Regions from separate parts of the Homo sapiens genome. Here region 2 is linked to region 1. A link is an interaction called in ENCODE POLR2A ChIA-PET data of the cell type or tissue named here. Cell type or tissue: PC-3. All regions are shown on one strand.

Evidence for each region. Peaks named below come from ENCODE experiments on the same cell type or tissue, not always from the same donor. Only the 100,000 strongest peaks of a DNase experiment are listed, where the experiment ranks them.
Region 2: POLR2A ChIA-PET joins it to region 1 with 15 read pairs; 1 of 35 experiments calls an interaction of 5 or more read pairs at or near these places.

What each region holds. Positions count from the first base shown.
Region 1 is chr11:75,344,669-75,348,668 of GRCh38, reverse strand. The region is part of intron 1 of ARRB1 (arrestin beta 1); the gene reads left to right. Among named protein-coding and RNA genes, the nearest start is that of ARRB1, 5.0 kb to the left of the region's middle. RefSeq lists enhancers at 1,123-1,636, 1,637-2,150 and a silencer at 2,685-2,734. In PC-3, no CTCF peak of the experiment used is centred here; a DNase peak (open chromatin) is centred at 3,688.
Region 2 is chr11:75,923,087-75,927,086 of GRCh38, reverse strand. All of the region lies in intron 6 of UVRAG (UV radiation resistance associated), which reads right to left. Among named protein-coding and RNA genes, the nearest start is that of UVRAG, 110 kb to the right of the region's middle. In PC-3, no CTCF peak of the experiment used is centred here; no DNase peak of the experiment used is centred here; H3K27ac peaks cover 1,724 bases.

The sequences.
Region 1 (4,000 bases):
CCATGATCATGCCACTGCACTCCAGCCTGGATGAGAGAGTGAGACCCTGTCTGAAAAAATAAAAAAAAAAAATACCTGGACAGGACTAATCACAGGGCAGGAGTATGATGGTTGCTGCAAGGTGCTCTGGGAACAATCATATATTCATTCAACAAATGTTGATGAGTGCCTTCTGAGTGCCCAGGGCCTGGGGATTCAGCAAGGAAGGAGTCTACTCTGTCCTCCAGGGATTTAGAGCAGAGCAGGTGGTCATAACGCAGGATGACATGTGTTGTGGGAGGCTTAAGGAGAAGTCCCCAACCCAGGCCCAGGCAGGGAGCATGGTACAGGAAGCTCTCCTGGAAAGGAGGTGGCGTTGGAACTACTGAGCTTCATCTGGAAGGATGAATAGGCCAAGGGGGCGGGATTGGGAATGATATTTCTGGCCAAGGGTGCAGAATGTGCAGTGGCTTGGAGGCAGGAAGCAAGGCGTGCAGCCTGGGGCCTGGGCTGGGGATGATAGTGAGCCTTAAGAGGTAAACACAGACCGGTCACCAGCAGTCTGGGAATGTCAGGCTAAGGAGAGAGCATTTTCTCCTGAAGTGGATGGTGATTCAGAGAAGAGTGTGAGGCAGCAGAGGGCTGGAAGCAGATGTTTTCATTTCAGAGAGATGTCTTTGGCAGCGCCAAGTAGGGTGGATGGGAAGAGCAGGCCTAGAAGCAGGAAGACCAGTGAGGAGGCTGGGGAGAAACCTGAGAACTAAGGCTGTGAGCTCTGAACTTAGGCTGCAGAGAGGATAGAGTTGAGAAATATGAATGTGAATAGGAGGTGGAGTCCATCAACCTTGCTGGTCGATTGGACCTTTGCCAGGTATCTGGTGTGTGTTAGAATTACACGCATAATCTCAATGAATTCAACTGTAATCTAGTAGTGTAGTCATTGTTGTCCCCATTTTGCAGATGAGGAAACAGACTAGAAGAGATTAAGTATTTGTTCACTGCCATTCAGCCAGCAAGCATAAGAACCCAGGCCTATTGACCCACAAAGCCCTCTCTGCTACTCGACGCTTTTGCCCAAGAGAGGGGGCCTTGTCTGGCTCACAGTTGGCCTCCCCAGCAGCTCCCAGCCTCAAGTTGTGCGTCCTTTCTGGGCCTTGCCGTTTCCACTTACTCAACAGACAACATGAAGGATCAGATTTAGACAACAGGAGGGACTTCCTGAGAGGCAGTGGTAGGGAATGGAATTTCCTTTCCTGCAGATGAACTCCTCTTTTTTCAGAGAAAGGAGGGTGATGAGGACATGTAATCACCAGCTCTCTGTGAACTTTGGCTGTCATTTCTCTTGGTGGTTAAGCCCTGTGTGACCCATCTTGGCTGGAACATGGGGAAGTCCTGTGGCTTTGGCCAGGGCTGCTCATGGGGCCGCTGGGAGTGGTAGCATCAAGTCTGGCCCACTGTCTCTGATCCCTGATTCCAGGCCGGCCTCTGGGCTTCAGACTTCTCCACTGCTCTCTTCCTTCCAAGTTTGGGCCTCCTTGCCTGAGGCTGACGCCTCCCGTTGGCATGGGTCCAGAGGTCCTGAGTTGTGGGCTTGCCACTTCCAGGGCTTCTGACACTTTGGGTTGGTGGCAGTAGAACAGCAGGCTGGGAGTCAGCACACCCCAAGTGAGGTCCTGGCCTCTACACAGCCATGCTCCGCTACTGCCAGAGTGCCCGCGCCTACCATCTGGCTGAGGCCTGCATGGCTGGGAGCAGCTTGGTGAGGGAGCCAGGGCAGTCTGTTATAGGCTGGACGTAGTGGGGCTTCTGCATAGAAGGGTCTGGATCCTGGGGTAAGAATCAAGGTGCGAGGCAGGGCTTTGGAAATGTGGATGAATGACATCGCATAGGGAGGAGGTATAGAGTATGAAGAGAGGATGATTAGGGACAGCCAGGGCCTTGGAGAGCACCAGTGCCTGGGTATGGAGAGAAGAGGGAGGAAACTGACGGAAGGCCATATTCTTGGAGCCAAAGAAGCAGGGACAGACCCACAGAGGATGAGCTGGAGCGAGACCCCTCAGATTCAGCCAGAAGGCATTAGCTGGTGGCATGGGTTTTGGTGGAGTGGTGAGGGCAAAACTAGGCTACAGCGGGCAGAGAGGAGTGGGAGGGGACCCTGCTTTTCTACATGCCTGGAGCAAGGCTTGAGCCTCTTGGAGGAAGGGCGTGAGGCCCTGGGCTGGGAGCAAGCAGTATGGCGGCAGGCAGTGAAGACTGGGTATGGGAACCTAGGGGTTTTATCTCATCCACCCCCTCCCTCTGCCTTATGTCCAGAGGCAGAAGACCACTGCCCTGTGCTCTCCTTTCAGGCTCAGGCTGAGGGGTTGTGAAGTGTGAGCTGGTCCTGGGGAAGACATGTAATGTGCTGGCTCCAGAAAGGAGGGGCTTCTGACTCAGGTGGGGGACTTGGAGGAAGGCTTCTTTGAAGAGGTGACCCCGGAGCTGGGTGCTGGAGTATGAGAAAGACTTAGGCAGGAGTAAGGTGTTCTAGACAGAAGAAAGAGCCTAGGCCAAGGTGCAGATACTGGCTGCAGGTGTGGGAGTGTGAGGGGTGAGGCTGTGGAGGAAGGGACAGCCTTGGCCAGCAGGTCTTGGATGCTGGAGGGGGTGGTTTCAAGGTACTTTCTTATTCATTCATACCTCAGGCTGAGTGAGCTCCCCATTTGGTAAGCAGCTTGTGGTTCAGGGCTATTTCTGTTTCTCAGTTGATGCTTCCTTACCCACGCTGGGTCTGCTTCCCCAGGAGATGCCTGGCAGAGGTTTGCTGAACTGGACTGAAAATTTTTTTCCCTTCTTGCCTCTGCTATCGGTCCAGGGACTCCCTAAGTGCTGAAATTAGGCCTTTCCCATTAGTGAATCGTAAGACTGAAAGCGATATTTCCCACATTAGGCAAGTTCTCAAAAGAGAGGGGTGGGGTCCTGACTCCTCCATCAGACTGGGAAGTCCTGAGGGACAGGGTTATACCACTCCTATTAGCATGGGGCGCCTGAGCGGGAGGCCTGGGGCTCCCTCATCTGATTGGCTTTTGCAGGTGGGAGCCATGTCTCCCTCCTCAGACTGGAGGCTTCTGAAGGAAGGATGTCTCCTCCATCACACCGGGGGCTCCTGAGGTTGGGGCCTTGTCTCCCATGTGAGCCCTGGGATTAGAACAGGTATCGTCTCAGATGGTCCCTGGGCACCCTGTGTTCTTCCCTCCTATGTGGACAGGATGGTTCCTGTCCCAGGGGTGGCTTGAGTCCTAGTAGGGGGTTGGAGAACAGAGGGGGTTGGCAGGACAGGGTGGCTGCTTTTGAGAGGGTAACAAAGGACTCTGTTGTCCCAGCCCCCTCCCGCCTTCCCTAAGGGGCCCTGGCAGGGTCATCTCTCGGGAGACGCGCCTCCTCCTTCCTGGGACTGGCCCCATCTTTAGCCCCACTTCAGAAGAACTGCTTGTTCCTTCCCAGGAGACCTGGTGCCAGATGAAGCCCCTGGGAGTTGGACAAGACAGGTCCCCAGAATTGTGTGTGACTAAGGTCACCGCAGGAACTGAACAGCTTTTCCTCTGCCTGGGGCTGGGCGGCACCTGGCTGAGGCCACAGTTGAGCTTCTGCCTCCCTGCACCTGGAGAGGGATCTGCTGGTCTAAAGGGCCTTCAGCACTGGAAGCACTGTGACTGATGTCGAGTCAGCGGGAGGCAGGATGCAATGTCTGAACCATTCAGTGGTTCAACAGCCCGTGTATGGGCCTGGATGAGGCAGGAGGTCCCTTTCATGCTGGCCCTGGGCCTGTAGCCCACAACCAACTCACTTGGTCCTTGTGCGGCCACACCCTTCCCTCAGCCTTGCAGGGAGGCTTGTCGAACTGGACTGAACTCTTTCTTCCTTTCTTCCCCCATCACACTGGGGGCTCCTGAAGTTGGGGCCTTGTCTCCCACATGAGCCCTGGGATTAGAATAGGTATCATCTCAGATGGTTCCTGGGCACCTTCTCTTCTGCCTTCCCG
Region 2 (4,000 bases), 580 kb before region 1:
AAAAAAAAAAAAAAAATGCCTTTGCCATAATGCAACCTTAGGCAAATCAATTCCCCTTTCTGGATCTCATGAGTAAAACAGCGGTAACAATGACTAGCAGCAATCCATACACTTGCTTTAAGGATTAAATGAGATAAAGCATGTGAAAAACTTAACTGGCAGATAGTACATATCCAATAAATGTGTCTTTTACTCTTATTACCCTAAAATTGTTTGCCAAATTAACTACATAACTGTTTAAAGACGGCAACTATATCCCCAAAGTCCTCTCTTCTCTAGGATATTTATATTCTCTAAATATCCTCTATTCCCAACTAGTCTTTACATGACTGCTTTAAAATCATTTATCTTCCTGGCCATCTCCCCGGCTCTTTCCCATCAAAGTAAACTGGGACCCAAATTAAACAGAATACTCCAAATATGATCTAATGAACACAAAGTCCAGGAAGACTATTACTTCTCTTGATCTGGACAATATATTTTAATTAATGCAATATAAGATCATCTTAGCTCCTTTTTTAATGCTGCTGAGTCAATTTCTTGGCTTACACTGAATTTTTCATGAGTTTAAATCTCCAGATGTTCTCCCCATAAACTGTTTAAAGTCAGTTTTCCTCCCATGTTCAAATTTAACTCTGTCATTAGAATCAAAGAATCTCGGGAACAGAAAAATCAGTGCTACTGTGGAAAAGTCATTTTCCTCTATGACATTAGTTTACTTCTTGCAGAGTCTGAATTTAAGGAACAGAAGCCTAAGAACAGTCAGGGATGCCAACTAAGAAAGAATCATTGGGTCCAATCACTTCACACTTGACATATTGGGAGAAAAGAAGTAAAAAGACCTATGTGGTCATAGAGTCAGAGACACTCCTCAATAGTAAACCATTAAGACCTCCTCCACGGGGAGGCACAAGGTGAGGAGTATATTAAGCACACTCTGGAGGGCTCCAGGAAAGCCTATTAGGAAAGTCTCCATTGTGTGGGTGCCACAAGACTCTAAGTAATTCCTGGCTCATTTTATGTTGGTGTATCATCAAAAAAAAAAAACTTTTACTGGGAAGACTAAGGGTGCTATAAGGAAGTCTCAACAAGAGAAAAGAATGTCACGGGGAATTCCTCCACATGAGATGGAGAAATATAATGGAAAGGCCTTTACCACTAAACTCAGACTCTGCATGACTTACTAGCTGAACACCTGGGAACCACACTACTCAACTTTTGCAAGCTTCAGTCTGAGCTTGTAATAGTATTGGAATTGCAATAGTAGTGTGGCTATTGTGAACACAATAAAAAGATGTATGCTAACTTTTAGCATTTAACTGAAATGCTATTTTACTTAATAGCATTAATGTATTTAAGTGAAAATTTTTAATATTCAAATCTTATTTTCCTTCTCCACCCCCTGTGTAGGCCCTTTGTAGAAAAGGAACGGATTCTGACTCATTCTTAGAACACAACATATTTAGAAATTATTATTAGTTTCTCAACGAATGAAAGACCCTTTGTTTGCTGTATCTGTTATCTGTCCTACTAGAATATAAATCCCTAAGGTAATAATCTGGCTTCTCATTTTAACAGAGTATTTCCAGTCATAAAGAATCAACTGTAGGAATAAGGTTATTACAAAGTCCACTCTCAATAGATAAACATGCTGAGTCTCAGATTCTCTTCCAAGGTGAAACATCCACTTTTAGAACAAAAGTTACTCCAAGGGCCAGTTGATATCCTGATAAACTTAATGTATTAATTCTCCTAAAATCATCAATAAGTTTTCTTAATAAAACGGCATGTAAAAATCAAGTTATGGGTGGGGTAGGTTTTAATGGTAACTGGTTATTTTTATTGGCAGAGACATCAGGGTGAAATCACTAAACCTTGGAATGCTGCCTTGGAACATGCCTGGCACCAGCGGGAATGTAGAAGTTACAAGGCAGCTATGAGAGATGTGACAGTGAAGCCTTAATTCGCAGTGACATCTCAAACAAAGCAGTCTTAGTCCAGTAACTCTGTGAATTCAAGCCAAAATTAAAGGACAGGGGCAGAGACAGAGAACATCTCTTGGGCAGAAGACTACATATACTTAACTGCCCTCAAAGAATGCTTTACTTCTTTACGCTGATTTTATTCTTCCTATTTTATTCTTCATTCACCTTTTCAACATTTGAAAGCTGACTTTTGCTCTAAGCCAAAAGTTCTGAACATGTTTTGGGAAGGGCTCATTTAACTTACCCATTACATTTCCATTCTCTATTAAACATTCAGTAAACTAGAGAAAATGAACTTAGTAGCATAATTGCCTATAAGAGGTCCTAGTTAAAGACTATGAGATCTATCAGTAAGTCCTGACTACTGGTTTACTCATTTAGTAAACTGCAGTTAATTTAAAAACAATGCTTTCAGGCCAGGCACGGTGGCTCCCGCCTGTAATCCCAGCACTTTGGGAGGCCGAGGCGGGTGGATCACGAGGTCAGGAGATCAAGACCATCCTGGCTAACACGGTGAAACCCCTTCTCTACTAAAAATACAAAAAAAAATAGCTGGGCATGGTGGTGGGCGCCTGTAAGTCCCAGCTACTTGGGAGGCTGAGGCAGGAGAATGGCATGAACCTGGGAGACAGAGCTTGCAGTGAGCCAAGATCATGCCACTGCACTCTAGCCTGGGTGACAGAGCGAGACTCCGTCACAAAAAAAAACAAAAACAAAAAAAAACACAATGCTTTCAACATGAATTTTTCATTAGCATGCACTGTATCCAAAATGAAATATTAAATTATTTTATATATAAAATATACTATAACTGTGGCAAAACATATCCAAGGTTAGTACTAATCATCTTTGGAAAGGTAATTAAAAATCTACCATTTAAAAAATTCCTCAAAAAATCTACCTGGTTCAGTTATTATCCAACAGGATTATATTTCACCCATTTCTTCATTCATTCATTTAACAAATATTTGCTGAGCATTCGCTCTGAGCCAGCTTGGTGCTATATGCTAGGAACAACATTGTAAACTGAGATATAAATTCCCTGAACGTATATAGTCCACATTCTCCATTCTCATTCTGAGAAACACTTTAAGGCAAAAGTATCTGAAATATTTTGTTTTAGTTTACATGAAAAAAGTTATTACAATTTCAACATCAGAGAGCATCCTGTCCAAGAAGAGGTCATAATGTAACAACATTTCTAACTACAACATTAGAGTAGTTTCTGGTCTTAATTAGAAAATGTGCTGTAAATTATTGAAATTATTAAAAGAATTATAAAATAAAACTATGTGCATTATTTCAGCAATAATGTTGGAAATCTAGAGGAAATAGGTGGTTTCCTACCAAAAAACAAATTCCAAAATAAACCAAGGAGAAGCAGGAAAAAATGGACAGAGCGATGAGTACTAAAGGGATTGAAAGAAGATTTACCCTTATAAAATGCACCTGAACTGGATGATTTACTAGCTAAGTCCTAACCTTCAAAGAACTAAAAACTTTCAAAATTATTTAATCTGTTTCAGATGGTAATGATGATAATGATAGCTGACACATACAATTCAGGCACTGTACTAAGCAGTTCACATTAATACCTTTCATCTTCCCAGCGATCCAGAGACAAATGCTATTATCATCATCATTTTACAGATTAGGATCATAGAATAAGATGGAAAGCTTCACAATTCATTCACAACTCAATTTTATGATTTTGGGAGAGACGGTAATTTATACCTCCCCCCATAACAACAACACAACTGCTAAAAACTAATCTTGCTTATAAGTAATGATCAAAAGAATAACCTATAACTAGTCAGTAATACAACACTGGGAAATCCACATACCTTATTACAATTATAAAGGAAGAAAATATATAATATTAATAAATGTGGAAAGGCATTTCAAAAAATTCAGCAACCAATCCTAACAAAAGCATTAAGTGAATAAAAAGAATTATTTAAAATATTTTCCTTTTTGAGGCGGAGGTTGCAGTGAGTCAAGATCGAGCCATTGCA